Linked DNA regions of Homo sapiens: region 2 is linked to region 1. Evidence: chromatin loops called from intact Hi-C (ENCODE). Cell type or tissue: endothelial cell of umbilical vein. All regions are shown on one strand. Links, peaks and the distances in the headings refer to the core of each region. The heading gives the core; the rest is flanking DNA.

Region 1 (16,942 bases), core at 3,804-11,803:
ATAATTAGCTTTCTTGCCTCTAAGCAAACACTAAACAGTGGCTTAAACAAAATCGATGTTTATCTTTATCTTATGTAAATGGAGTCTGGAGGCGGACTGCTCAGGGCAGAATGATGACTCCATAGCCATTGTGGATTTGGTTTCTATTTTTTTGCTTCCTCATTCTGTTGTACCCTCAAGGTCACTACCACATCCAAGAAGGCTGTTGGGGCTTCACAATATCTGCACTGGGGGTCATGCTACTGTCTGAATGTTAGTGTCCCCTCCAAACTACATGTTGAAATTCTAGCTCCAAAGGTAATGGACCTCCTAAAGGCTCCACCTCCTAATACCATTACCCTGGGGGTTAGGAGCCATCATGAATGGGATTAGTGCCCTGATTAGGTCGTGGGGGGCAGAGCTACCATAAACAGGATTAATGCCTTGATAAGAGAGACCCCAGGGAACTTGCTCACCCCTTCCACCATGTGAGACACAGCTAGAAGGCACCACATGACAGCAATATGGAGGCAGAAAAGAAGTTAAGACCAATTAAGATGGAAGACTGATGGTCACATAGGTAGAATCAGGAGGTCCATGGGGTAGATAGATGTGGCCCTGCTGATGATAGTAGGTGTGGACTTGCTGCGATATCCACGTGGTGCAGCCACAGCTGGTCAGAACAGCCACCTTAGAAGCCTCAGCTGAAAAGTACTGCTTGAAGGCACAAGAGAAATCCAGCATGTCTAGAGAGGAGAAAAGACACAGAAGAAAACTCTCCCTGGGGGTACATCCAGGTTTGAAGGGCAGAGGGGAAGTATAGCAAATGGAACCAGTGAAGAAGACAAAGAAACAGCAGCTGGAGAAATAGGGGCAAAGTAGGGCAGTGTAGAATGGCCAAGATCCAGGGAGGAGCATGGCTGGAGGGAAAGGGAGAGAGAAATGGAGCGGAAGCACCGAGAGCTCGAAGTCAAATGGAGCAGACAACGGCAGAGCAGGCCAGTGGGTCTAGTGTTTAGAAAGCCACTGGCGCCCAAAGAGGGTGTTTTTTTTTTTTGAGGTATAACCAGTGGGACAGATGGTAGTGTCTTTAAGTCTAAGTCAAAATGAGTAATTAAAAAAAAAAGAGTCAGCTGTGAAAGTAATTTTGAAGGTTATAGCCAGCCCTTGCATTTGCATGATGCTTGGTGCTTTCCCAGCAGGACAAGCTCCATAATTTGCAGGGCCCAATACAAATCAAAATGTGGGACTCTTACTGAAAAATTAAGTATTTCAAGACAGTAACAGAACATTAAAATAAGGGCAGAGTCATTCTGAGTCTGGGGCCCCATGCAACTGCATAGATTCCACACACCCATGAAACCCACTTGCTTCCAAGCAGTTTTCCTCTACTCTTTAATTTCAGAGATGAGTTCTGGAGATGGAAAAATCCATATGATTCATTTGCGATAAATATCTTTCTTGACTTCTCAGCATGGAACACCCTTCTTACTTGGGGGATAGAGGGATTTCCCATTGTGTTCATCCAGGTGAGAAGCATGATTCCCTCTACTAGGCAAATCCTCTCCCAACCCCGAGCAACCAGGTTTAGCTAATTAGGTGCTTCTTCCCAGGATTTTGAGTCTTGAGGGAGAAGTGCAAAGATGCAGGATTATTAGAGACAATTTCCTGTGGCGGTGGCAGAATGGAGAGGCCATGGCAGAGGTGAGGGTAGGGCAGGAACAGCAGTGAGTGTCCAGTGGAACCCAGGGGTAGTGTCCCATCCCATATTTCCCTGGGACCTGCTTGGGCATTCTCTGCTGCTGAGCCTTTCTTGACTGTTGCCCATTCTCCACATACAAGTTTATGTTGGGGAAAGGGTCCCTAAGACCACCCTTGAGCTTAGTAATTCACTAGAAGGATCACAGAACTCAGCAAAGCTGTCATGCTTACAGTTTTGATTATTACAGTGAAAGGACACAGACTAAAATCAGCAACAAGAAGAGGCACGCAAGGCAGGGTCCAGGGATAAGCCTCCAATTGTGCTCTCCCAGTGGCATATGTGGACAGTGATTACCTCTTTCAACAATGATGTGTGGTAACACAATGTTGGCAATGCTGATGTGTAGCAACACAAGTATTGCCAACCAGTGAAGCTCACCAGAGCCTTGGTGTCCAGAGTTTTTGCTGGAGGTCAGCCATGTAGACACAGCTGACAACCCACATGGCTGAGATTAGTATCCAGTCTCTCCAGAGGTTGAACTGTGGTCCCAGGGCCCCACCATAAATCACAATTCTAGCATAGCCTATATGACATAGTCCAAGACCCCCGAATAAACAAAGACACTCCAACTCGGCAAAACATTTCAAGGGCTTAGGGCTTACCCCTCAGAAGTAGGGATAGAAGCCACACCTTTCTTTGGGCAAGATAAATCCTTCACTGCACACCAAGCCCTCTTCACCTGCTTTCTCATCCAAGCCCTGGGTTCTCCAAACCCTTTCTTAGGAAGCCCTTCCAAAGAGTACCTGGATACTCTCAATACCTCCTGAGGTGGACACAGCAGATACTGTGATCTCTATTTTTCCAATGAGCCAACAGAGGCCCAGAGAGATCTAGGAACTTTCCTGAAGTCACATAAGTTGATGTAGGGCTCACATGTTCTGAAACCTACCCCAATGTCCTTTTGATTCCACCCAGCTGTCAGGGATGTAATTGCTGTAACAGGCTAGCAGCTGCCCAGGAGGAATCGGAGTCACTGGAAAGGTCAGAAGACTGAGGTTGGCTGAACTTCATCTCAAATATTTGGGGATCTGAATTTTTTAAATTCCTCATAAGCCTGATGAAATTAACCCAGGGTTTGCCCTCCAACAGTATTCTAAGGAGTTTTGTAGATAAATAGGGCTTTCTGTAGATTTTTTCAAACGTCCAATGTTAAGACATTTCTCTATGTTAGGAAGGTGGCCAGACTTTCCAGGAAACATGGCAAAACCAAAGGGCATCCCTACATCCATGGAATGGAAAACAAGCCTTTATAACCAATAGGTGACATCCCTAAGCGATTATCCCCCACCGTGACCCAGAAGTAAAAGTCCTTTGTGGTGGGCAAGGCTTGTCTCCTAGCCAGGGAACAACTTACCCCAGCCCTACCGCCAGCTGCTCCCATCTGCTGCCAGGAGCCCTGGGAAAGAGATGGTCACTAAGGTAACTACAAGACACTGAGGGTTGGGCAGACATAGACACACAGCAGCTGCCACTGCTGGGCACACAGCCCGTGCCCTGCTCTGGAGGGACCCCGGAGGCCTTCTGCCAGCTGAGGCCTCAGACCTGGGGCACACAGGGCTGCCTAGAGAGAGGTGCTTTGAGAACCTTCTTGGTCTCCATAGTGTTCCTGCAGATCATAGATCATGGAGACATCTCTTCCAACTGGGAGACTGAGGCCAGGAGCAGGAACTGACATTTAATAGCAGAGCTCAGACTTAAACTCAATGGTCCTGACACCAACTTGAGAGCTCTCCACTTTAGAGGTGACCTCCTGATGCGATGAGCTCTCCAGGATCCCAAAGAAAGGGGTTGAATACGGCTGCAAGGGATGATGCAGAAATACCTCATTCACTCACTCAGCAAACATTTACCAACTGAAATCAGTGTGTTGACAGGGACAGGACTGTGGCCCCTGTATTGAGAGGATCTAGTGGGAATCTCTTCTTGCCTCTTCTGGCTTCTGGTGGCTTCAGGCAGCTCCAGGCATCCTTGGTTTGTGGCTGTGTAACTCCAAACTGCCTCTGACCTCACACAGTCTTCTCCTCTGTGTCTCCCCACATTCTCTTCTCTCAGGAGGACACTTGTCATTAGATTTAGGACCCAGCTTAATCCAGAATAATCTCAACTCAAGATCCTTAACTTCATTATATCTTCAAAGACCCTTTCCCCAAATAAAGTCAGATGCACAGATTTTAATGGATGTATATTTTGGTGAAGGGGCACCATCCAACCCACTGCCCCCACCCTGTGTTAGGCTGTTTTAAACCCTGGGTGCTACAGAAAACACAGCAGACAGGGCCTGGTTCTCTGAAGTTTATAATCCAATGAAGAAAAGACAATCTACAGATGGTCACCAACTTATGATGGTTCAATTTAGAATTTTTTACCCATAAGAGGATCCAAAAGCAATATGCATTTAGTAGAAACAGTACTTCAAGTACGCATACAACCATTCTGTATTCACTTTCAGTACAGCACTCAATACATTACATAAGATATTTAGCACTGGATTACTAAATAAGCTTTGTGTTAGATGATTTGCCTAACTGTAGGCTAGTGTAAGTGTTCTGAGCATATTTAACATAGGCTAGGCTAAGCTATGATATTTGGTGGGTTAGGTGTATTAAATGCATTTTCAGTTTACAATATTTTTAACTTATGATGGGTTTATGGAGATGTAACTGTGGGCATCTGTATAATTTAATGTAGTTTCAGGTAATGATAACTACTCAGAAGAACAGTTACAAAGGGCAAAGCAAGACTGGGCATGGAGTGGGTTCTCTTTTAGATGAAATGGTCACAAAAGCTCTCTTGGAAGGGGTTTCGGATGGCTCAGCTCACTTGCACATGCGCCAGTTTCCACCTATCCAAGTTCAGGGACCTGGGAGACAACAGTATAGTACCGAGGAAAGAGCAGAAACTTGGTAGCTTGTCTTTCGTTGCGCTTGCATTGGAGGGGCACGACATTTCCTGCAGTCCTTGTGGCTGTAAGCTGAAAATGCATTTACTACACATAACCCACCAGATACCATAGCTTAGCCTCGCCTACCCACGCTCAGAACACTTACATTAGCCCACGGGGGGCAAATCATCTAAGCCTATTTGGTAATCAAGTGCTAAATATCTTATGTAATGTATTGAATGCTATAACTGAAAGTGAAAACAGAATGGTTGTATGGGTACTTGAAGTACTGTTTCTACTAAATGCATATGGCTTTTGCATCATCTTAAAGGTGAAAAATCCTAATATCTGCTAGTAGCATGCATGAAAGGAAATGGCAGCACTTTGGAACTGCAGTCATTGGAACCTGGACTTTCAAGACTGCCATTTACCAAGGGTTTTCTATGAACGAGGCACCTCATCCACCAACCAGGATGCTGAATGGAACTTCTCCATTGAGATTTCCTGAGTCCCCAGAAGTGAAGTCAATGGGTTCTCACACATTTTAAAAGGAGGCGTTAGACACATGACCACAGAAATGCCCAAATCTGCAAAAACCTGTGACCCTTGCTCACCGCTCACTTCCAACCTACACAAGAGATAAGAAATTCAGAGAAGATTGATCAGAGAAAGCTATCCCTTAAAGCAAATGCACAGATGTGGAGCTTGTGACAGTGTTTGTCCTCCTTTTTATTATTTTTAGAGGCAGAGTCTCGCTGTGTCACCCAGGCTGGAATGCAGTGGCACAATCATAGCTCACTGCAGCCTTGAGCTCCTGGGCCCGAGGGATCCTCGCAGCTCAGCCTCTTGAGGAGCTGGGGCTACAGACCCACACCATTGTGCCTAACTTGTTTCTCCTTCTTTTCTGAGAGGAAAGAGAAAAGCCAGGGCTCCTCATCCTAAATGAGGGGAAGGGGCAGGAGAATCTCTGGGGAGGGGAAGGGGTGTCCATGGGCCAGTCTGGTTTCTGACTACGTGCTGAATGTCTCCTAAGCTGCTAAACTGTGCACCCAGGGCCACTACAAGGCCAGAGCAGAGTGCAGTGACAATGCTGGGTGACACCTTGGCCTCCTGAACTTTGGAGGTCACACACTAGAGTCAGCTTTTTTCCTGAAGATGTCCAGGATGCATGAGGAGGATGGTCAGGCAGCCTGGGGAGCAGCCTGCACCCCCAGAGACTGGCTGGGCAGAGGGAACACCAAGGAAGGGGCCGGACTAGAGCCACCCTGGAAACAACCCTGCCCAAGCAGGCTGCCTGGCAGAACTCCAGGGCGGGCCCCTGGGGCGGGAGATGAAGAGATGAGAAGGAGCTGGGAGAGGTCAGAACAGAGGGTGCATCTATCATGCCAGCAGGCCCCAGGTGGGGGCAGGGGTGGAAGTGAGGCTAGTGGATATCTCTGAAGAACCCACAAAAGGTACCTCTTGGAAGAGAGAAAAGAAAGAGGGCTGTTATGGGTTGAACTGTGTCCCTCAAAAAGATGTGTTGAATGAATTCCTCACCCCTAGAACCTGTGAAGGTGACCTTATTTGGGAATGGGGTTGGGGCTGATGTAATCAGTTAGAATGAGGTTGTAGTGGACCAGGGGGGGCCCTTAATCCAATATGACTGTTGTACTTATCAGAAAAGGGAAATTTGGAAACAGACACAGAGAAGAGAGCACCATTTGAATAGATGCAAAGATTGGAGTCATGGTATCACTATCTAAGGATAGTGCTTCGGGGGCTGCCAGAAGCTGGAAAAGGCAAAATATGACCCTGCCCCAGGGGTTTCAGAGGGAGGCTGGTCCTGCCAACACCTTGATTTTGGACTTCTAGCTTTCAGAACTGTGAGAGAATAAATTTCTGTTGATGTAGGACACCCAGTTTGAGATATGCTGCTATGGCAACCCTAGCAAACTAATATAAGGGCCAACCTTTGGGCATCTGCCACATAGAAGACCCATGGCCAGATACTCCAAGAGTCAGGTGAGGCAGCCTTGAGTTCACATCTCCCCTCCGCCACCCACCCCTTCCCCCAGCTCCAGGTGCAACAGGGCATATGAGGGACACACCGGGTCCTATTCCTGGGGCTGTCCTTGCCTAAGCTGGGGAAAAGGCAACTGCTTTGAATGGGACGTGAGATGGAAAAAAAAAAAAAAAAAAGCGAAACAGAAGATCTGAGTGGCTTAAATTGGACTTCAATCTTTTTACTACTAGAACATGCTATAGGATCTACCTAGACTGTGAGAAGTTTCCCCAAAGAGTCCACAGGAAACATATAGGTAGGAATATCTGATGGGCTCTGGCCCAAAACTTTCCTCTAAGCCTCAAGGAGAGCCAAAGCACTATTCTGAAAATGTTGGAGGCAGAAGAAAGTTTTCTCAGATTCCCTGGCATCTCCTGGGCTTCTCCATAAATGGAAAGAAGGCTCAGTTCAGCTTCACTGAAGTCTTGGATTCTTGTCCCCCAGGGACTGAAACCAAACCTGGAGCCCAGGTCACTACAGGGAAATGATCCAGACCTCAAGGAATTTCAAAACACTTACTCAGGCAACAGCTTTACCTGGAAGCTGGCCAACAAAGGCCATATAATGGACAGAGCAACATTCTGTGGTTGGGGAAATGCTTTCAGAGAGGCAAGCCTTTGGGACTGTAGATTAGGATCCAAATACCAGTGTAAATAGAGTAGAGCTTCCTGGTAGAGGGCTTGGTTGCTCAAGGTGAACAGTGTGTGTCTTTGTCCATGGTCAGCTCCACAGTCCAGAGTAAGTTACTCTATCATCAGAGTTAATGGCAGGAAACAGAAAGTCCCCTAGTGGGTTTTAGGTATACAGAGAATTAATACAGTTAATTAGGTGCTTCCAGAAATCATCTGAAAGCTGTCAGGAAGTTGGGTGGCTCTAGACTGGGTCTCTAGGAGTGTTTAAAAGGCATCCCAAATTTGTTTTAAGCTGTTATGGTGAGACATGAAAGTGACTGTCATGAAGAAGTTTGCTACTCACAGGTCCCTAGAAGCAGGGCGTGCAGGGCCACATGGAGAAGCACCCATGTTAGTCCTTTACTGAGGTTTCCACAGGGAGGAACAGGTGAGGTAGTGTCAGCAGCTTTAGGATTGTCTAATTTGAATAATCTTAGCAGGCTCTTGGGCACAGGGGCTGCCCCTGGTTGTGTGTCCCTAATTGTCTTTCCCTAGGGCTGACCCCGGTTGTCCAGCCCTGGGGTGATTAGAGCAGGCAGATAGTGGCCTGGAGTATGAGAACAGATATAGGAGGTGGTTGGGGTATGGCTCTGGATTGGTTGGTTTGCATATGAAAGGCACATTGGCTCACACACCAGACATTTGCTATTCCTAGGAATTCGCTAGTCCAGTAAGGGGTGGTCCCTCCAGGGTCAGCAAAGCCCCAAGATGTCAAAGCATCAAAAATACAGAATAAAAACACAAACTGGGCAAGGAATTGCTTCTGCAACATTTGAGAAGGCAAGGAAATGGGGCTACAAGGAAGCTCATGAGTGCCAGAGGATTAAGATAGTGTCTGTAAACCACTAGTAGAGTTAAAGGCATTAAATCCTCAATTAATAGCGACTGCTACAATTCTTAGCATTGCTTTCAGTTCTGTAACTTGGGCTACACAGACAATGATCACATTATTAGGTTTGCACTTAAAAAGAAAAAAAAGTCCCCTGTCATTTGACTATCTCTGAGACATCTGGAGTTTGAGACTCTCCGGGAGCACAGTACTAATCACACGTACACTCCAGCAATACTGGATGCACTAAGTTAAACTGGTGACCTGGAGCATATTTGAGGTGCGTAGTTCTGAACCTTACCTTTTGATAAAGGTTTGGTCCTTGCTGGGGGCTGACATTGCCTATAAGAGGACCTAACAAAGCTCAGTGCTCTTTCCAGCATCTTCCTGTAATACCCTTAGAGGTCTTCTAATCGTGTAGTGCTTTCTGTTGCCCACTAGCCAAGGAGCAGAGTGAAGTGAGACCCAAACCAGAAAGTAAACCTGAAATGCAGGCAGAGAGGGCCAATCCCCACATGCACAGAGCAGAAGTGCAGAAAAGGGGGGCAGAGGACACAACTCTTGTGAGCACCCTGGACAGCTGTTTTGCATTTAGCCATCGGCAACGCCATGAGGCTGAGATGTGTCTCAGTTTTATAGAGGATGGCAAAGCTCAAGAGGTTATGCACTAGCAGAGGTCCCACAGCAGGGTTCACACCCAGGTCTACCTAACTCTGCAGGCCAGGAGGCTTCCAACCACACTACACAGCCTGGAGAAAGAACTGCACATGAAGAATGAGCTGTGGAGGAGGCTGCCATCGCCATGCCCATAGAGGGCAGCCAGGTGTGGTTGGGGAAACGGTGGAGTGAGGTCAGAGCCTCAGAGAACAGCAATAGAGGCAGGCTGCAAAGACTTCCCCCCATGTCCCTGTTCTCCCACAGATGCCCACCCAACTTCCCAAACTGGAACTGCATTTCTGTGCACTTTTGCTAATGGAAATCCCAGCAGAGGACTTTGTGACTTTTATGGTTTGTTTTAATAACACACCCCTCACGATTACTAAAGTAATACACATCATTGTAAAACAGAGAAATGGACCTTGTATGAAAACAAGCCACCACACCCACTAGGATGGCTGTCATAAAAAAGACAGATAATAGCAGGGTTGGTAAGGGTGGGAGATATTGGAACCCTCATAGTCTGCTGGCTTCTGGTACAGCTACTTTACAAAACAGATTGGCAGGTCCTTAGAAAGTTAGACAGAGTTACCATGTGACTCAGCAATTCCACTCCTGGGGATATGCCCAAGAGAAATGAAATTATAGGTCTACAGAACAGTGTGTACATGAATGTTCACAACAGCATCTAAAGGTGGAAGCAATCTAAATGTCTACTAATTAATGTGTAGGTAAAGAAAATATGGTGTATCTATACAATAAATGTTATTCAGCAATACAAAGGAATGAAGTGCTGATATGTGCTGTGACATGGATAAACCTTAAAAATGTTATGCTAAGTAAAAGCAGCCAGTCACAAAAGACCACCTGTTGTATGATTCCACTTTCATGAAATGTCCAGAGTTCATAAATCTATAGATAGACAGTAGGTTAGTGATTTCCTAAGGCTGGGGTGGGTGGGTGGCTACTAGTGAGTATAGGGTTTCTTTGGAGGGTTACAAAAGTGTTCTAACATTGATCATGGTGATGGTTGTACAACTCTGTGAATATACTAGAAATTATTGACTTGTACACTTTAAATGGGTGAATTTTATGATATATGAATTACATGTCAATAAAGATGCTATAAAAATTATAAAAACTTGCATGTGGACATTTTTAGCAGCTTTATTCATAATCGCCAAGATTTAAAAGCACCAAGATGTCCTTCAACAGATGAATGAGTAAATACACTGTGGGACATCCAGAATACGAAATATTATTCAATGCTTAAATGAGCTGCCAAGCCATGAAAAGATGTGAAGGAAGCTTAAATGCGTATTTCTATGTGAAAGGATCCAGTGTGAAAAGCTACACACTGTATAATTCCAAATGCTGTATATGACATTCTGAAAAAGGTAAAATTATAGAGACAGTAAAAAGTTCAGTTGTTGCTAGGGATTGTGGGGAAGGAAGGATGAAGAGGCAGAGCACAGAGGATATTTAGTGCAGTGAAACTATTCCATATGATACTATGATGGTGGATCCATGTCATTACTCATTTGTCAAAGCTCAAAGAATGTACAGCACCAAGAGTGAACCCTAACGAAAACTATGAACTTTGGATGATAATGATGCGTCAATGTAGAATTGTCATCAGTTCTAACAAATGCACCACCCTGGTGGGGGACGTTGATAGTGGGGGTGGCTGTGAGTGTGGTGGGTGGAGAACATATGGGAACTCAGTACATTACACTCAATTTTTATGTGAACCTAAAACTGGTTTAAAAAAATAAATGCATGCAAAAATACAGTTAGGTAGAAGGAATAAATCCTATGATTTTATAGTATAGTAGGGAAATTATAGCTAACGATAATTTATTGTACATTTCAATACAGCTGGAAGAATTGTAATGTTCCCAATACAAATAAAAGATAAATGTTTGAGGTGATGGATATACCAATTGCTCTGATTTGATCATTAAGCCTTTTACACATGTGTCAAAATATCACACGTGTTGCGGGAAGTCAGGGACCCCGAATGGAGGGACCGGCTGGAGCCGCAGCAGAGGAACATAAATTTTGAAGATTTCATGGGCATTTATCAGTTCCCAAATAATACTTTTATAATTTCTTATGCCTGTCTTTACTTTAATCTCTTAATCCTGTTATCTTCGTAAGCTGAGGACGTACATCACCTCAGGACCACTGTGATAATTGTGTTAACTCTACAAATTGATTGTAAAACATGTGTGTTTGAACAATATGAAATCAGTGCACCTTGAACAAAAACAGAATAACAGTGATTTTTAGGGAACAAGGGAAGACAACCATAAGGTCTGACTGCCAGCGGGGGCGGGCAAAAAGAGCCTTATTTTTCTTCTTGCAGAGAGCCTATAAACAGACATGCAAGTGGGAGAGATATCGCTGAATTCTTTTCCTAGCAAGGAATACTAATACTAATACCCTGGGAAAGGAATGTGTTCCTGGGGGGAGGTCTATAAACGGCCGCTCTGGGAGTGTCTGTCTTATGCGGTTGAGATAAGGACTGAGATACGCCCTGGTCTCCTGCAGTACCCTCAGGCTTACTAGGGTGGGGAAAAAACTCTGCCCTGGTAAATTCGTGGTCAGACCAGTTCTCTGCTCTCGAACCCTGTTTTCTGTTGTTTAAGATGTTTATCAAGACAATACGTGCGCCGCTGAACATAGACCCTTATCAGTGGTTCTACTTTTGCCCTTTGCCTTGTGATCTTTGTTGGACCCTTATTAGTAGTTCTGCTTTTTGCCCTTTGAAGCATGTGATCTACTCCCTGTTCTCACACCCCCTCACCTTTTGGAACCCTTAATAAAAAACTTGCTGATTTGAGGCTCAGGTGGGCATGACGGTCCTACTGATATGTGATGTCACCCCCAGTGGCCCAGCTGTAAAATTCCTCTCTTTGTACTCTTTCTCTTTATTGCTCAGCTGGCCGACACTTACGGAAAATAGAAAGAACCTACATTGAAATATTGGGGGGCAGGTTCCCCCAATAACATGTACCTACCAAATATGTACAACTATGATATAACAATAAAAAAACACAAAAGCCTAGTTTTTAAAAATCGCATAATGAAAAAAAAACACGTGGGAGTCTGACCACACACACAAATATGATAATCACTCAACAGTTCAACCAATGTTCTTGGCTCTTTGTAAAGACTTAAAAATATAGTTTCCTATTATAGTTTTTCGCCTGTTTCTCCTTTGCTAGGGTGAAAGGAAAATAAATCTTGGGGCCCCAAAATCACTAAGCTAAAGGGAAAAGTCAAACTGGGAACTGCTTAGGGCCAACCTGCCTCCCATTCCATTCAAAATCATCCCTCTGTTCACTGAGATAAATGCATATCTGATTGCTTCCTTTGGAAAGGTTTATCAGAAACTCAAAAGAATGCAACCATTTGTCTCTTATCTACCTATGACCTGGAAGTCTTCCTTGCTGTTTTGAGTTGTCCCGCTTTTGCTTCAAGTTGTCCTGCTTTTCTGGACAGAACCAATGTTCAACTTACATATGTTGATTGATGTCTCATGTCTCCCTAAAATGTATTAAACCAAGCTGTTCTCCAGCCACCTTGGGAGCATGTCATCAGGCCCTCCTGAGGCTGTGTCATAGGCACACATCCTTAACCTCGGCAAAATAAACTTTCTAAATTGACTGGACCTGTCTCAGATATTTAGGGTTCACACTAGCGATATGATAGAAGCATTTTTCTATGTCAATAAAGATGTTATATTTTAAAATATCTCTATGGAAATGTATTATGTGGATGAACTATAATTAATTTAAACACCACATTTTTTAGACATCATCATAACTTGTGTTATTATAAAGAACATTGTGAACAAATCACATGTTCCTAAAATAGATTCTTAATGACAATAAAACAGTGAATATTTGTTGAGCGCTTACTAAAAGTCAGTGACTAAGTGAAGTGCCTTGCAAATGTTGCTGCAATTAATATTCAGAGAAACTCATGGTGGCAGGTGCCTGTAGTCCCAGCTACTTGGGAGGCTGAGGCAGGAGAATGGCGTGAACCCAGGAGGAGGAGTTTGCAGTGAGCTGAGATCATGCCACTGCACTACAGACTGGGTGACAGAGTGAGACTCCATCTAAAAAAAGAAAAAAAGCATTCAGAGAAACTTAGGAAGCGGGCACTAAAATTAATCCCATTTTACAGATAAAATAACTGAGACTTGGAGATTCAGTGACTTGCCTAAAGTTAAGCAGCTATGAACAGCAAATACTGTGATCAAACTTAGTTTATCTGAATCTAGAACTTGAGCTGTTAATCATTCTGAACCCCAAAATATACTGAGTTTATGTATCTTTTAATTCTTTTGATACCTTCTGTCAAATAGCTCTGGGCCCAGAAAAGTCATATTAATTTATACTTTCTACCAAAAATGCAGAAAGTGCTCATGATCCCAATCAGCATTGGTTTTATAGTTCTTCATTATCTTGTATTAATTTAATATGCAAAAACTAGTCTCTTGTTCTTGTTTCAACTTGTAATTTTTAAGTTACTTGAGAGATTGCATATTTTTATGCTTACTGGCTGTATGCATTAAATTTTTTCTGGAATCAGTTTTGCATATCCCTTTCTTCTTTTCCATTGAGCTCTCTTTTTTCTTATTGATTTTTTTATGGCAATATCACCTTTGTCATATAATTTCCAAATATGTTTCATGCTTTATGATTTTTTGGGGCAGGGGTGAGGATGGGGTCTCGCTCTGTTGCCCAGGTTGGAGTGCAGTGGCGCAATCTCAGCTCACTGCAACCTGCGCCTCCTGAGTTCAAGCAATTCTCCTGCCTCAGCCTCCCGAGTAGCTGGGACTACAGGTGCATGCCGCCACACCCGGCTAATTTTTTTGTATTTTAGTAGAGACAGGGTTTCACCATGTTGCCCAGGCCGGTGCTGAACTCCTGAGCTCGGGCAATCCACCTGCCTCAGTCTCCCAAAGTGCTAGGATTACAGGTGTGAGCCACCGCGCCCAGCCACGATTTTTTCTTGTAACTTGACATTCCATTATTTTTTATTGATTATTGATTTTAGACTAAAATCAAGTGTGGGCTCCAGTTAGAAACCTTGGACATAGAGAGGGGTGGCAAAGCACAGGAGAATGGTTTTCAATTGTTTTAAAGCAGTAGAAAACTTTTTGTCTGATAAAATTTTATTCAGAACCTAGCGTGAGATATAAAATATTTTGCAACCCAAAGGCATAGGCACCAATTGGAATAGACTCAGGCCTTAGCCATGCCAGGTGTTGTCCTTTGAATGGGGAGAATCTTGGGACATAGCAAGTGTGCAGGTGTCCTCCAGGAGTGGGCCTCTGAGAACTTGCTCTTTCAGGGGTCTGCCTTATTACTCCAAGGTGGAGTGGGAAAAGGGATATTTAGGGAACTTGGCTTCCTGGGCTGTCCCGCCAGCTTCGGTAGCTCTCCTGGCCTCCAGCCCCAGAGGCTGTCTCCTGAGCAGGGAGACATGTAATGCTAATCTCCCCAAATGGATCTCATCTTTTCATGTAGGTCTTGGCAGTTCTTCCACTGAAGAAGGGTGGGTCAGAGGTTCCTACAGTGGGGAAGAGGGCAGGTGTGGGTAAGGGCAGCAAGGGAGACATGACCTGTCCTCCTTATTCCTTGGACCTCACAGGTGGAGGTGGCCTCACAGAAGAGACTGTGTCTGAATGAAGAGAGTGGGGAACTCACCTTTCCCTAGCCACTCTTCTCATCCTGTCCTTCCAGTCGCTCTAGGAACTACACCCTCCCTCTACCATCTTGCTTTGTGTGTTTTGTCATCTTGCTACCACTGGATGCCCAGGTATCATGAAGGGGAGACCGCAGGGTCTTCTGAATGTGGGTCAGTCTGAGAACTGGCTGAATTCTGCATTATATGGAAGGAAGCAGGACATGTCAACGTGAGTCTTGATTTTTCTCGGAAACAACTGAGTCTGGCTCCCCTAAGGAAAGCATGTTCCATCTGTAATGTGTCTTGGATCTTGATCCTTGAGAAACAAAAGCCCTGGAATTATTGAGGTTTTAACTAAGGAGCCTTTGACACTGCCTGAGCCTGGTTTATACTGCCAGTTACAACATTTAGCTGCCAATGGCTCTTTCTTAATCCTCTTTGATGACTGGCACCAGTTGCACCTGGGATTGTTTCCTCTGATTCTGAATGGGATGATGTTGCCACCCTTCCGTCTGCCATAGCGGAATGGTCTTTTGCATCAGACAGACTGGGTTTAATTCTCATCTCCCCACCTGCTGCATGATTTTAGGGGGTTCACTTGGCCTGCCTAGATCTCAGGCTCCTCAGCTATAGGCCTGAGATATTACCCTCCTTGCTGTGAGGATTAAGACAGGATATGGCAAGTACCCATCCCTCTTTCCTCTGTACCCTTTGGTCCCTGTGTGGAATCAGCTGATGTGCATGTCATCTGGAGGGGCCCATAGAAGAGGACAGTTCTAGCACCTTTCGCTGCTCTGCTGGTCTTGCTCCTTCTACGGACTGGACCTGGTCCAGCTATCAAACACTGCTCTCAGCACCGCAGAAAGGCTGCAGAGGGAGCGGACCAGACAAGGGTTCAAGTAGGGTCTGAAGCCAGCCTGCCTGGATTTAAATCCTGCCTCTGCCACTTACTGTATTACTTTGAGCTTGCAGCTTCTCTCTAAATCGCAGGGTTGATGAGTTGTAAATGGCTATTTAAATGTAAAAGCTTGATGTCATTTGATCATAACAGTAGCGCGGGAAAATGAACCACTCTAGGACGAAACCCAGGGGTGAGGAGGCTGCCTTTGTGTTTGTAGACAGAGTTCACGGACACATAGAAGACTCTAATTCCCAGTTAGGATGCTGCTTCTGCAACGAGATAAGACCTCAGCTTTTCAAATGGGGTCAGGAGCTTGCTAGGGGGATTATCCTGTGGCCTAATTAAGTAGTGGGAAGCAAAAGGACTTTTGCAAGTGAAGGAAAAGACTACATTGGTATCAGTGATCTATGTTAAAATGACAGAGCTAATTACTGCCATTTTAATTAGGAAATCATAGGAATGCAATTTATTGTGGCAGTAGGGTGCTCTCTTCAAGCAGTGGGGTGGGACAAATCCACAGCTGTGGGTCAGAGACTTGCATTTGGGTGGGTCTTGACTTCATGGCTAGTGTGTGATCTGTGACCTAGGCCAGGCTGTCTAGCCTTTGCAGGCCTTTCCTGCTCTGAAAAATGAAGATAATTAAACCGATTTAATCTAGTAGAGAAGATAGTTGATGAGAACACAGTACAGAAAGTTCCAGGCTCTACAATATGCAAAGATTTATTATCATCACATCTTGATCATTTCTCTCATCTCTCAGAGCAGGGGAGCCCTACCTTATCGGAAAATGGAGATTTTGTTTCCTGGCTCATTAGTTATTTGTCCACAGCCTTTACCCACAAAAACTCAATGTATAGAAGTGTATGTATCTATTTTTAAAATTACTTATAAGAAACAGCCATCTGAAACTCTCTGTGGTATTTGTGGCAATCAGTATTTTAATAAATATGATAAGGAGTTTCAGATGGCTATTTCTTTTTTTCTTTCTTTTTTTTTTGGAGACAGAGTCTTGTTCTGTCACCCAGGTTGGAGTGCCAAGGCACAATCTTGGCTCACTGCAACCTCCACCTCCCAGGTTCAAGTGATTCTTGTGCCTCAGCCTCCAGAGTAGCTGGGATTACAGGAGTGCACCACCATGCCCGGCTAAATTTTTTTTGTATTTTTAGTAGAGACGGGGTTTTGCCATGTTGCCCAGGCTGGTCTTGAACTCCTAAGCTCAGGCAATCTGCCTTCCTCAGCCTCCCAAAGTGCTAGGATTACAGGCGTGAGCCACAGTGTCCAGCCTACCATGGCTATTTCTTATATGGAATGCAGAGCAGTAAAAGTGATCCTCTGAGACTCTTCTTCCCACTTAGTTTGTTGAGTGAATGAATGAGTGAATGGAAGATGATGAGTTAAGAATCCCTTTAAATAAGATCCCTCTTCATTCCCTGAAGACTACTTTATACTTTTGCAGTACCCATGATAAGCTGTTAGACATCCCCTCCCTTACGAGCATAATCCAGTCATAAAGGC
Region 2 (15,028 bases), core at 4,240-12,239, 110 kb before region 1:
AAACAAGTCAATCCCAGCAGTGTAAATGCACATCAAAATGGATTACGCCCAGATATATTTTAGCTCTATTTATTCTAAGAGTTGGAATCAAAACTAGCACAGTAGTTAAGAGCACGGTTTTAGATTCAGGCAGGTCTAGGCATGGATCTCAGCTTTGCTATTTGCTGTGTGACTAAAAATAGGCTCCTGAACCACTCTGAGCCAATTTCCTCATCTTCAAGTACTGAAACACCACCACATTCATCATGCAACATGGGGGTTAGATCGGCCAGATGAAAATGCCTCAAAGGCAGTGGTCTGTTTAATTTTGCAAACCCTACCCCCTAGGACACATTCTCATACAGAGAGTACCCAACTAACAACAGTTCAATTTATGATTTCTCAACTTTATGTTAGTGGAAAGCCATATGCATTCAGTTAAAATCGTACTTCAAATTTTGAATTTTGAATTTTGAACTTTCCCAGGCTAGTGATATGTGGTAGGGTACTCTCTTGCAGTGGCAGCGAGCCACAGCTCTCAGTCAGCCATGCAATCAAGAGGGCAAACAACGCATATTCTACAGTGTATTAAAAGCATTTTCCACTTAAACAATGTTTTCAGTTCACCATGGGTTTATTGGGATGTAACCCCCATCGTGTATTTGGAGGGGCATCTAGTACCAGGAAACCCAGAAAAATTGTTTGCTATCCTGATCTATCTGGATGATGGAGCTACCTATACATGACTAGGGAGGTAGGGAATTACAACTTTTTTTCTACAGTGGCTTAAAGCCACAGCAGTAAAAGATGTGAAATTTAAATTAGAGGGCTTTGCTCTTCTTCTAAGCAAATAAATCTTCTTGGTCAGGTCTTCGCTCTGTGGTTCACAGAACAGATGGTGGAGGATCAAGCTGCAATTGGGTGTTTCAAGGAAAAGAATGAATGCCCTTAAAAACTGGCTTCCCCACCCTTTCCTGGCAGCCACATAACAGAAAATACTTGAGTGTTAAAAATACACACACACACACACACACACACACATTTTAAAAATGTTTCCGTGTTGAGTCTAGCCAAAAGTAGCCCGAGGTTGCATCCCAGTTCTGCTTCTACCCTGCTACAGCACATCTGGCAAACTCTCACTTCTCAGGACCTTGGTCTCATCTATAAATTAGGGAGTGTGTTGGGTCACCTCCTGGTTACTAGAAGAGTCTGATTCCAGGTTGTGCCCTAATAGCTTGTGGGGCTGAGCTCTTAGGAGATGGTCTCCCCCATGCTCACTAGGTCTGGTTAGATACTGCAACCTAGCTTTGAGGATGTACCCAGAGACCTGGGGAGGCTTCCAGAATTGAACTGTATCCTCCTTGGTCTCAAATTTCTATCACTTTACCTGAATAGAAAACCTTAAACTCTGCTTCAAACAGTATTTTCTCTTGAATTTCAGTCTAATCATAGCTTAACAATATTTAAGGTTGTAATAATATTTAGGACTATCGAAGAGCACCCTGGGTATCAGTTTTTCATCTCTCCCACCTATCATCCAGTATTGTCGGTGAAGCATGAAGTCTGGTATCTGGATCATAGCAGAAGCTCAATAAATATTAACCACAGCAAAACAGAAAAGAACTCAGCTGCAACCAGAAATACACAGAAATACACCAGAAATACACAGAAATACTCAGAAATACACAGAAGAACACAAAAGAGCAGGCTAAAACACACTTCATGTTTTAATGTTCTGTGGTTTACTCCTCACGGCCCTTTTCACTTTGACTTCAGGATAAGTTATCTTAAGGCAAGAACCACCACCACCACCACCAACAACAACAGAGAATGACAGGTGATAAAATAAATGCATGGCCCAGGAAATGTGTATTAAGCACTGTTCATAGCCATTCTAGCCCATGGATAATATTCTGTCATGTCACACGGAGGACTCAGAAGTAATAAATACATGTTTTCCAAAAGCTTCAAAGTATTTTATGTCTATAAACTATTAACTGGGTTGTAACTCTGGAAGTCAGTCCAGGCCCACCAGGATCATATATGTTATGTATCTGAAGTAAGTGGAAAAGATATCTAAGGTTCTTAATTTTACTTAATTACCATTTTGCCAGCCCATAGTATATTTCCTTTATAGGTCCTGATCTGCAGTCCAAATATGATTTGCACACCAAAATAATTGCATGTTTCTGCTCTCTCCAAAACCCACTAAACACACAGGGCTGCAAATCATTTTTAGCCAAAAAAAAAAAAAAAATGCTGGAGTAGTTTATTAAGCATGTTTTAAGAAGTTCTGGCAACACCAGAGGCTAAATTTTAACTTATTCCAGCTGAATTAAAAAAACAAAAAAAAAGAACTTTAATAATAACACACGAGGCACTGAAGAGAAAAAGAGAATCTTTGAGTTATCTTTTACCTAAAAAGTACTAAAATTCAGTTACTAAAAATTGCAAGAACATTGGGCAAAAAGTAAAGGTATGCATCAACCACAGTCCATCATTCATATACTTTTGCCCAGCCTTCACTGTTACTTAATTTGGGGCTGGAAGAGACCTTGGATCTCTTCAATATTGCGAACATAATATATGTGATCTCTTCAACATTGCAGTCACATAATATATGTGAGCTTGGTGGGCCTGGAATGACTCCCAGAGTTACAACCCAGTTAATATGTTATAGACATAAAATACTTTGAAGCTTTTGGAAAACAAAAAGATCTTGTTCAATATTGCAAACGCACTGACGCACGAGGGATCCAGGCTGCAGTGTTGCCTGGCATCATCTGGGGCCATGTGAGCACTGGAATCCCAGATTTCCAATTCTCCCTCCAGAGGTGCATGTGTTGCCTCCTTGTGGATGTCACCACAACACCCGCCATCTTAACACTCTTCAAGGTACTAAGTCCCATCTAGGGTGGTCCAGGTAACACGGGCTCTTGCTAGAACGGGGTCTGAATCCCAACTCCACCACTTCCCCCAGCTACCCAATTGCTATGGACTGAAGTATGTCTCCCCCAGATTCGTATGTTGAAGCCCTAACCACTGATGTGAAGTTTAGGGAGGTAACTAACGTTAAATAAGGTCATAAGGGTGGGTCCCTAATCCAACAGAACTGATGTTCTTACAAGAAGAGGAAGGGACATCAGAGATGAGTGTCCCAGACAGGAAATGAGACTGGAATGATGGACAGGGGCCAGGTGTGCAAGGAAGAAAGGAGTAGGGGAGAGAGGGAAGGAGAAAGGAAGGAAGGAGGGAAGGAGGGAAGAAGGGAAGGAGGGAAAGAAAGAAAGGGAGGGAGGGAGGGAGGAAGGAAAGAAAGAAGGAATGGAGAAGCCACGTGGAAAAAGCCAGGACAGGAAGGCAGGAGGCAATGGTCTCTGAGGTCATATCCCTTCTCTGGGCCTCCGTTTCCTTGCCTGGAAAGAAAATGGTTGGTAATGAAGAGAACAGATGTCTAGAGAAATCTAAGCCATCAACAACAGAGGATGTTGTTCGTGATGTTATTGTCGATGTCGAGAATGTTGTTGTTGGCTGGACCCTTTGCAGGGTCAAGGAGAAAGGGAAGGAAAGGCCTTTCAATTAGTTAGGACTCATCTTAACAACTCCTGGCCTGTTCTGCACGTCCTCCAGTTTCTGCACATTTGTCTCAGTTGTTGAACTATAAGGCATGCCAAAAGGAACTGGAATAATTTTCCAATTTCCACGCAATTCTCTTCTTTATGGACTATGTTCTCAGGGATGCTAGCTCATGAAAGTAAAATTCATATTGGCAAAATGAGTGTTTTACATAGATGTAATTGTCCTCTCTATCAAGTACCTAGCAAGGACATTTTTCTCAACATTAGGAAGGGCCTAGGAGGTCTTTTTTCATTACAGTGGAGCATGCAGTTTATTAAAATCAGTATATCTGTCACTTATACCATTGACCATGGAGGCTTAAGATATATATGTATATTTCTTGCTTCTAAGTTTCTCTTTCAGGAAGGAAAAAGGAATCAATTTCCCTCTGATTGACCTAAATGTCTATAGGTTCCTCGTCTTCTGTATCAGGGTCAACAAATTTTTCTATAAAAGGCCAGATAGACGGTAAATATTTTAGGTTTTGTGGGTTACACTATGTCTCTTCCAACGACTCAACTCTGCCATCATAGCACGAAAACGGCCACAGATGATATCTAAACAAATGCGTATGGCTGTGTTCCGATAAAACTGTGTTTAAAAAACAGGTGGTGGGCCCCTAACAAATTCCGCCCTATCATCTGAAATGGCAACAGCTTTGGCACAAGCTTTAATAAAGAGCACCACCAAGCTATTGCAACACAGTGTCTTGACCTGAACTGTCTGCATGGCCACGGACGGTGGCTCTCCCCAAGCCAGCTCTCAGGGAACAAGAAAAGAGTGAGCAAGCCTGCCAAGCCCAGGGACTCCTGGATGGAACTTTCTTTGGTCATTTTTGCCCACTGCTTACCTGTTGCCATGGACTTAATCTCATCAAGAACAGGGATGATGTTGGGTCTCAGTCGGTCAAGAATTCCGCCTCCTAGCACTGAATTGATACCTACATGCAAATAAGCACAAAGATGGTGAGGGTGGCCTCTGCTCATCTCTCCACCCCTCCCTCATTCTCTCCACACTGCCTCAAGCCCCTCCTGCTGCAAAACCCATTTGCATCCTGGACCCTGTCTAGGGGTTAAACTCGTGTATGGAGATTTCTCTTCAGGGTCTCCGCACCAACTGTTCCCCAGTGAAAAATTAATCACTACAGACTCACCAGGAGCATGGTGTTATCATCTTGACCTGTGTGTAACTCTCTGTGTATCTAACCTCTTCGGCTAGACCAGAGTTCGCACCTGGACTGCACTCTGGTGGGGGCTGTTGTGAGCATTACGGGATGCTTAGAGACATCCCTGGCTTTGACACGCTAGATGTTGGTAGCACTGTCCCCACCCCACCTTCACCTCATTGTGACAACCCAAAATGTCTCCAGATGTCACCAAATGTGCCAAACATCAACCCCCAGTTGAGAAGCACTAAGCTAAACCGTGGCATGCAGGGTTGAGCCCTCTCCATCCAGCCATTTCTGAAGCCACCGGTTTCTCTGAGGAGCTGGCTGCGTCTGTGCAGGGCACCTGGCAGGAAAACAATCTTTCCCTCACGAAGGAAATGGAGAATGAGAGCTTGTGACTGCAAGAATGCTAAAGCTTTCCAGTAAGTGTAAAATGAAAAAACAAAAGGTCCTGCTGCCTGTGAAACAGATGCCTTCGATGAGGGCTAGATTCTAATCGCTGAGTAACAAATGACACATTGGCAATAAGGCTAGGGAATCATCTTTCTGTCTTCCCCCAACTTTCACGTACGTCATTTCTTAGTCCATGTTTTATGGGAGATGAGTCAAAACAAAGAAAAAAAATGTGAAGCAACTTTAAATTTTACTCACTGTTCAGATCTGTGAACGCCTTGTCCTTGGTAGTGTTGTACTGGGCCAATATATATTTGATTTGCTGAAAAAAGAACATTCTGTGAAACCTCCCCTTCTAAGGTCCAAAGGCAATAAGAGGGCAAAAAGAGATTTAATATACAAAAGTTTTCCTGAATCAGGACATTTTCAGGTAACCAGCAAGTTCCTAGAAACCTTTCTGCTTTCTGACAAGTTGGAACCCATGAGCATCACACATTTAGGCTGCTTCCTGCCCAGACACTTTTTAAAACGATGTTCTGAATAGGTAATTCATCAACATACTTCTGGAATACAGAAGAAAGGGTACTTCCTCTCCCATCCCCAACCTTCAACCATCCCATTGCCCTTCTCTAAAGACAATTTGTGTGTCCGTGAGTATGTGTACGTGTGTGTGTGTATGTGTGTGTGTGTGATAGAGACTGCTTGTGTGTCCTTCCCAAGGAATTCGATATATCTATGCAGACATTAGCAAATGGATGTTTATAAAGCTGGATGGTTTCATTACAAGAGTAACTTTGTACAAGTGATGGAAAGTTAACTATACTGCCAAAAAGAAAGGATAATAAGGCCCAAAAACTTTCATTTTTTTAAAAAATCATAAGAACCTTAAAAGTGTTAAGTCCTTCTATAATATGTACTGTAATGTTAAGTTATATCTCAATAAAATAAAAACACCAATTCTGAAATTCGGCTTTTGTACTCTTGAAAATCACTTTCCAGGGCTTTATTTATTCATCCAGGACATTAACAGATAACACCAGTCTACGCTGATTCACTGTGTTTCTAGAAGGTTTGATTGAGATTCCAAATATACACAGGAACTCCAAAAAACCAAAAATATAAAGCATCGCGGTACATAGAGATGATGGTTTTTACCTCTGGAGTTTCATTCAAGAGAGTTCGCAAGTCCTTGAAATTGCTATCTGCCAGTTTCCGACTCCTTTTGATCCGGGTTCTTACCTGGTGATTTGCCACAAAACCATAGAAGATGCCAATGCTGCAGGAAAAGGCAGAGAGAAGAAAGAGCATTTACTGTGTGGTCCATGGTTCTTTGTCCAGGTCCAGGCAGCAGAGCAGGAGTCAGGGAGGAGCCCGCAGAAGGACTGGCCTTTCCTCTCCCGCTGCCCTCTCCTCCCACATCCTTCCCACCGCCATCCCACAGTCAAACCACCACCCACGTAGGGGCTACAAAACAGGACTCAGTCCTCTCAGAGGAGGCAAATTTCCATTCTGTTCAAAATGACTCTCGTCAATGGAACAATGTTCACAACAAATTGTGGAGGAAATAGGTGCAAAAAGGTTATAAGGCAGCATGCATGATCCAGTCCCATTCCTGTCCTCATGTGAATGTGTGTACACACCCTCCTGTGTGAACATATGCATGTGTGTGAACACACACACACGCACACACACACACACACACACTTCTGCTCCCTGACCCCCCAAAGAAGGCTATAGAAAAAAACATCAAAATGGTTAAGAGTACTTGGGCTTCTAAGGCTTTTGGTTTCTCTAATTGTCTGTTAGTGCCTGTATTGTCCAGGTTGGAAAGTAACATGAGTTACTTTAGCATTAAAATGGTATGTGAGAAGCCACATACAACAGAGCACCTATGTTTTATTTCATCTACAGAAAGTGCAAAAACAAGTGAAACGGTGGTGCTGGAAGTCAGTGGTTATGCCCAGAGCAGGGGTAGAATGGCAGAGTACTCTGTTCGTGGGTGGATTCACTTCATGGACACTTACGCATATGTACTTGTGAAAAGGACACTTTCCTCCATGTGAAATATACTTCAAAAAAAGCTGCAAAAACGCCATATGAAAGGCATCTTACAGGAAAGCCTTCTCTATGTGAAAAAACCAAAACGTCTTTTTTCAAGCCATCTAAAATGTCTAATGTAATAATTTTTAAGGGCTCTTACTGTTGACTAGTTACTAATAATCCTTTGACTTAAAATAATTTGACCAATTGGCCTGTTTTTGTGGCAAAAAACGTTCCATTAGAAGGTGCTAATTGCCAAGGTTCTGTTGAATTTGGCCACTAGATGGCAGTAAGGAACTACATAAACATAGCCGAACTATTTTTACCTGCAGAAGCAAGTAAAAAACTTGTTAGTTTGTAATCATCCAGTGGAAGATGTAGATATGGTTTTAGAACTAAAGTTTTGCAAATAATAGGCAAACTTTAAAAACATATCAGATGCAGAAAATCAATACATTGCCTCTTCAGCAAAAGCAATGTCTTGAGGCTTTATCGTGCATATAATTACGGGTAGGATGACTAAACATCCCATTTTTTGTACCTAAAATCCCATGTCCCATTTCTCCATCCTGGGTAAATGGGGACAGTTATTCACCCCACTTATAGTATAAATACATTCCAAGGAGCATTGGTTCATTACTGGTTTCAAAACATACTTTTCCTTTGCAGTATAACATAGGTCTATTAGGTTTCCCAAAATGCTCCAAAAAAGTTTATGTAATATAACGTTGAGGGATATTTCCTATGGTCAACAAGTTGCAGTGTACTGAATACTAGACTAGGGGCACAAGATTTGGGTTCTGGGTCCTGTCCTGCCACCACCGTACTGTACAAGCCAAAGAAAATCACTTTCTTTCTGTGGACTCCAGTTGGTACCTCCAAACTGAAAAGATCAGTTTAGATCTTTAGGTGTAATTAGATAAATTAGATCCAGTCTAACTTAGATTAGATAAGTGCTTCTCAAGCTGTAAAGGAGAGTAGTACTGGATGTACACGTTCTCTAAGATTTTTAAGTTTGGGTTAATTCTGATGGTAATCTTATAAAATAAATATTAACAATATTCTGTCCCATTTGGAATGACCGCCTTATAATTTGTCCTAAATTTGCATTGGTATTTTGGGAGTCAATGCACTACAGCAATAAGAGTTATGAAATCAGGCACTCATGCCAAAGAGGTCAAATGACTCAAAATAATGATTTTGGAGTTTTGTGAAGAAGAAACACACACACACACACACACACACACAAAAGTTGAGTCAGCAATGCACCTGGAGCTTGCTGCCATGCCAAATTCAAAACATGCTAGACCATGACAAGTCAGGCTCACCACCTGAACATACCTGATGTTCACAATGGGGACTCTTGCTCTCTCTTCCCAGCATGCCCAGATTATTTTATTCACTCGTCAGATTCCAGATACAAGAAGTCAAAGTGAACTTGGGAGAAAAGCACCAGTCCAAGTCCACTTTCACTTGACCCTCACTGACCCCTCCACCCATCCCCAAGAGGGAGAAGAACCTCCTTGCCTTGAACTCCCAGAGGCTCCCTTTAATTCTGATGGGATATGTCTCACTTCAGACTCTAATGTGTCTTTATTCTTATCTATGTTTAATTTTCCTAAAAAGAGGTGGAAACTACTTCTTTGTTAACTTTGTATAATGCAGTCTTGTCTACACCGGGTGCTCCAGGAAGGTGAGTTTAGGGGTCAAGCTTTGGTTTCATTTGGGCTATTTAGAAGACTGGCCGTATGTCTAAGTGTGAGTCAGAAACTGTCTTTGTGCCTTTATTGAATAAATGTCCTTACTCACAAGATCATCAGTCAGTGAAATGAATTGCAATACATTTCACTACAACACTCGATTTCAATGCTACATATTTTAGACCTACATTTCTACTAATCGATAATAGATCTAATTAAAATTAAAGCATTGATAATTTTTTAAAAAAACTGTACTAAGCTGGGTGTGGTGGCACACGCCTGTAATCCTAGCTACTTGGGACACCGACATGGGATAATCACTTGAGCCCAGGAGTTCCAAGTCCAGCATGGGCAATATAGCAAGACCCCATTATTAAAGAGAAAAAGAAAAAAAATCTCTACTAAGTATAATTATAGAGTAGAAGTTAGTGATTTTCAAAGCTGATTTTCAAACTAATGCACAAAGTAAATTTTGTATTTAAATTCTAATGCCTGTGTAAGCAGGCAGAAAGCATTAAAGAAAAATTGGGTAGCAGGGGGTCATGGGAGCTGGGAGATCAAAAATGGGCTGGAGGAGCAGCTAAATCTGCAGGTCTCAAAAGCACCACCATGATGGCAGATAAATATTACCGTATCTTCCCATTATCCACAAAAATCTGGGAATCTGGATTCTTATGTGAAATATCCCAATTTTTAAATATTAGCAACTAACAAAAAAAATTTAAATACTATGCAGACCAACTGATGGTCTCCATGTGCAATCTCAAATTTAAACCTTCTATTCAAACACAAATAAAGAACAAAGAAATTATGCTTTGAGGTATTGATTTAGACACTCCCTGTTGTTCAGTGTATTTTTTAGCAAAAAAAAGGTATGTGAATAAATATTTTTATTTGAACAACCTCCAGTCAATTATTAGAATACAATGATACCAAGAGACATTTACCTAACACAAAAAGGAAATCATATTTCAGTGAATATCAGTTCTCTGGCATTTGACATAAATGCCTTTAAACAATCTAAAACATATGCTTTTAAGCAGTACAACAAAATCTCTTAGAATTTTTAGCAGAAGATAGGAATTTTTATTTTTATGGCCTTACATCTTCCATATTTTATTATGGAAAAAACAATTTTCTCACATATACACTTACAAGCTTTTTACAGAGTAAGGCTAAACCTTACTTTTAAACCTTTACTTTAAAACTTGTAACTGTATTGCTCTTACCAATTTCTACTGATTTAATAAAATTAGCCAAAGAAAGCCAAACAAATGCTTTCAGTCTATAACAGCTCTCTTATTAAAAAACAGAAAAATTACATTTAAACTGTAAGTAACCAGACCTCATTCACATGAAGAAAGTTTCATGATTTTCAGGACTGCTACATCTAGCTCAATCTTTTTTCCACAACCTTGTAGCCTCCCATTCAGGAATTGGCAATCACGTCCTAGTATAAAATGAACTTTGAAAATAGCCAGCTTCCTGAAAATGACTGGAATTCAATTCACCATGGGAATTATTAGCAAGACTGGCTTATCATACTCAGAAACTTAGAAACATACAAAGGAAGTCAAGTCATGGTTTTTTTTTTTCCTTCCATAACCTTTATGAGAAATGCAGCGGTGACAAGCAAAAAGAAAGAAAGGAGAAGAAAGTTGGCTTTTTCTGGAGTAAGACACATCTGCTTAACAGTCTACAGTGAGGGGTGGAAATTCGATCTTGTGCTGATGGTCAAACAGACTGCATAAACATATGTCAGTGTCTACGGAATTCTCACATTCCACAGCTGCCTCTGGGAACCCTCAGAGAAAGAACATGCCCACGTAGATTGCACATCTGCTAGGGCATCTTTCTCCTTAACACCTATGTCTTCCCTTCACCCCCTAAAGAAAAGATTTACATTTTTTAAAATAAAAAAGGATGCTCAAAACTAACTTGAAAACCAACTGCATTTAATTGTAATATTTTGAGCCACAAAATGAAATTGAGTCCAATAAAAGGCAGGTGGACTGCTCTGGGTTTCTGAAAGAATTTTTTAAAAATCACATGCAAAGATTATTTCTCAATAGTGTCCCATCTCCGCTGAAGTCAATGTCAGCTAGAGGCCCTGCATTAAACAAGAGAGAGTCCACTCTCCTATCTTTCCCTCCACTTCCTTTCTTTCCCTTTCTGCCTTCCAATTTTGTTGACATTCTTGTCCTTCTTATTTTTATCTAATCTTCTGATTTTGTTGACATTCTTTCTTCTCCTGTCTAACTACTCATAATAGAGAAATCTTAACTTTCCCCAGGTCTTTAATCCTCCTGCCTAGCTTGGATTACTTGCAAACAATATGTAGGTATTATGCAACTCATGATGTTTAAGGTATTTGCAAACCAGTGGGGGTTTCAAAAGGAAGCCATTAAAATAGCTACCGTAAATCAAAAAGTTCAAGGCAAAGAAGCTTAAATTCTCATCAGAATTTAAAGTGAGAAAAAAAAATTCACACACTACTCTTATTTAAGCCTATTTATAATTTATACATAAATTCAATGTGCTATATGAAATCAAATTAGTTTTAGTTTTGTCACAATCTCAGTTGATCAATTTTGGTTTAATTATATTGAAATCTAAAATTACAATTTTCACATTAATGTTTTACTTGGGTGGGGAAAAAAATTGTTTTAACTGAATGTGTAGGAGGGTATAGAATCACAGCATGCATTTTTAAAAAGAATTTTCTAAATTAAAATATACTTAGAAAAAACATATATTGATTTGATAGGTCTGAGTTCTCAAGAATTAACAAAACGGTAGCTTTCATTTTATATATAAATGGAAGCCAAGTTTATTTTTTACTTTGTAGCTTTATTGTTGATATATTTTGGCATTTTCAACATAATGTAAATAACTCAATCAGCTGAGAGTGAACTATAACATGCATAACACATAACTATATGTAATGCAAATAAAAGTTCAATTTTGAAAAAGAAACCCATTGTAGTGGCTAGGCACGGTGGCTCACACCTGTAATCCTAGCACTTTGGGAGGTCGAGGAGGGCAGATCATTTGAGGCCAGGAGTTTGAGACCAGCCTGGCCAACATGGTGAAACCCCGTCTCTACTAAAAATACAAAAATCTGCCGGGCCTGGTGGCGCATGCTTGTAATCCCAGCTACTAGGAAGGCTGAGGCACAAGAATGACTTGAACCCGGGAGGCGGAGGTTGGAGTGAGCTGTGATAGCGCCACTGCACTCCAACCTGGGTGACACAGCGAGATTCTGTCTCAAAAAAACAAAGAAACCCAATATATTGGAAACCGATTATTACACATGTAAACACTTATTCAGGTAAATAAATAACTACATTCAATAAAGAATTTTCCTGAAATTATACTATATGTATTGACATCAAGTGAAAATTATTAACTTGTTAAATAAGTAATCATTCTAACTAGAAGCCCTAAGGGCAATATTTTCAGATGATGCTTTCACATCCGAGTCTCATCTTTGAGGTCCAGGGTGTATGGAGCGGGTAAACATGGCTGTGCAAGTGTCTAGACAAATGTGGCGTGTAAGTTTCAGGCTTACAGGAAACACACCAGGGATCCCTGGTGGGTTTGACAGGTTTCAGGGCTGTAACCGAGATTCTTCTGGTAGCTGAAAAAGAGGTAACTACCCCTATAACTAGGAGTCTGTGCATTCCTTAGAGTATATCAAATACAAAGCAGAGAGAGACAGGGACATTTGGAATGACCACTACTGACCTGATCCCAAACTGCCTCTCAAAATCAAATGTGAAAAAAATAGCAAGGATCAAATGATTTTTGGAGACACAGAGAAAGAGACAGACAGTGACAGAAAAATACAGAGAGGCAAGGAGAGACAGAAAAGGGAAGAAAAGAGAGAGAGAGAGGGAGAGAGAGATTGACAGGCAGAGATGCCCACACCCCAATGTCATGGAGACAAAACAAGTAACTCTCAGGCTAACCAACAATGCATGAAGTCAGCTAACACATTCACTTGGATCTTGTTTACACACATATATAGTTAAGGTCGATTATTCCACTATTATGAGCAAAAGTATGTCTTTGCTTAAATAGTCACTGCCCTGGAGTAAGTGGTAATGCATTGGCCTTTGTCTGTTGTGAAGATTTTTTTTGTCACTGTTCAAGTTTCAGTTAAGTTAATTCAATAGGTAATACCCGAGCCTGGTACATAATCAAAAGAGACAAAAAGCCCAGCTACAGCAAGAAATGAGTTTCCTTCCTTCCCCTCCACAACCCTCAATTTCCTTTCCAGAGGCAACCACTGTTGCCAGTTTCTTGTCAACCCTTTCACATCCCATCTGCTCTATAAAAATATGACCCAGTGCTTGTGTCTCCTTCCTGATCTTTTTTTTTTTTAACATAGTTACCATGTTCTACACATGGTCTGCAACCTGCTTTTTCACTTCATCTGTCATGGTGACTGGTATCAACAAATCCAGAGCTGCCCAGTCCTCTTCAATGGGTACACTGCATTCCAATGAGTGGTCACCCTAAGCCATACACATCTTATCAGACCCCTGCTGGTGGCCACACTTAAAGGCTTTCCTTCTTGGGTTTGCAGCTAGAACTCCAACTCACAGGACTTACTGTTTTCTGTTAAAATTCCTGAATATCACTTCCTTAGTAAAACTTGAAAAAAATCTTACGGCTACTGAGCACGTGTGGTGTTTGGAGAAACAACAAAGAGAATGCTGTTGGCCAACCCTTGCTGTGCCTTCATGTCATAGGCACATTGATTTCTGCTGCTGCATGAAACAGTGGCGGAATGAATGAGGAAATGTGGAACAATAACCAAGCAACATAACAAGGGAACACTGCTGTGGCGCACTCATCTTCAGATGAGCAATCTAATTTGGACTCGAAAAAACGTCATCTTAAAAGCAATGTATTTCTGATCTGCCAGTCAACTGGAAAACTTTTGAAAGCAGCAGACACTGCAGCAGAAATACCCTAAATCGTGAAGTGTGTTCCAGACTTAAGGGAGGGTAGCGGATTAACAGCACATAAAAGAAAAATGAGTTTATTATTAGAAAGTCAATTGCATTCTACAATATTTTCAAATTTCCAAATTCAGGGACTGCATCAGTCCATCAAGATTCCTTTGGACTCAACTAGCAAATCAACTTGCAGATCCATCTCTCTTTTCTGCATGCTGCCTGCCTGCAAATAGCTAATTAAGAGGAGTCTGCTGTGCTGGGAGGTAAGTCCTTTCTGCAGTCCAAGATTTCTCAGGATACCTTCAAGAGGAAAAAAATACCAAAGGGCTGGCTCATCAGCTCAGCTGGGGCAGCTTCATTACAACGCTAATGTCTGATGATAATGAGATCCTTTCGAATCACTCTAGACAAGCGCTTGTGCTCTCTCTTTTCTGTTTGGTGGGTTTTTTTTTCATTGTTGCTATTTTGTTTAGTTTTAAACTCATGGTTTAACCATAAAAATGTGAGACACTCTTCATCAGCCTAAAACACAATCAGTTGTTGTCCAATATTGTACTTGCCTTATTATTATACAAATCACCAACAGGGAGATTGCAAAGCATTTCCTCAGGAAGGGCCCATTTTCCTTCTGTCGCTGGTGCATTTCTCCACCACATTTGTTACAGCAACGACACATACAAAAGAAATACCCCACCAGAGGCATCAGAATAATAAACAGCAGCCCCAGGACACAGCATAGAATAATCCCTGCTTCATAGTAGACAATCTGCAATTCAAACAAAAGAAACAGCACATATTGTAGCACAAAATAATAAGTAGAACATTCCATGGTGTACAAAGTTCTTTTTTTTTTTTTTTTTTTTTGAGACAGGGTCTCGCTCTGTTGCCCAGGCTGGAGCGCAGTGGCGCGATTTCGGCTCACTGCAACCTCTGCCTCCTGGGTTCAAGCGATTCTTGGGCCTCAGCCTCCCGAGTACTGTATTTTTAGTAGAGACAGGGTTTCACCATGTTGTCCAGGCTGGTCTTGAACTCCTGGCCTCAAGCAATCTACCTGCCTCAGCCTCCCAAAGTGCTGGGATTACAGGTGTAAGCCACCGCACCTGGCCATGTTTCATTTTTTTAACCTATCTGCCATCATTAGTTGAATCTGAATGTGTACATAT

The links. Peaks named below come from ENCODE experiments on the same cell type or tissue, not always from the same donor. Only the 100,000 strongest peaks of a DNase experiment are listed, where the experiment ranks them.
Region 2: a loop joins it to region 1, with 2.2 times the contacts of the local background. A loop is called at or near these places in 6 of 110 quality-filtered maps.

What each region holds. Positions count from the first base shown.
Region 1 is chr4:16,133,836-16,150,777 of GRCh38, forward strand. No RefSeq gene overlaps it. Among named protein-coding and RNA genes, the nearest start is that of PROM1, 58 kb to the left of the region's middle. In endothelial cell of umbilical vein, for the core only: no CTCF peak of the experiment used is centred there; a DNase peak (open chromatin) is centred at 7,146; H3K27ac peaks cover 867 bases.
Region 2 is chr4:16,018,879-16,033,906 of GRCh38, forward strand. It overlaps PROM1 (prominin 1), which reads right to left. Exons shown (of 28, transcript NM_006017.3): 5 at 14,426-14,631; 6 at 6,314-6,434; 7 at 5,417-5,480; 8 at 4,448-4,537. Among named protein-coding and RNA genes, the nearest start is that of PROM1, 58 kb to the right of the region's middle. In endothelial cell of umbilical vein, for the core only: a CTCF peak has its summit at 7,468 (motif pointing right); DNase peaks (open chromatin) are centred at 7,493 and 10,403; H3K27me3 peaks cover 436 bases.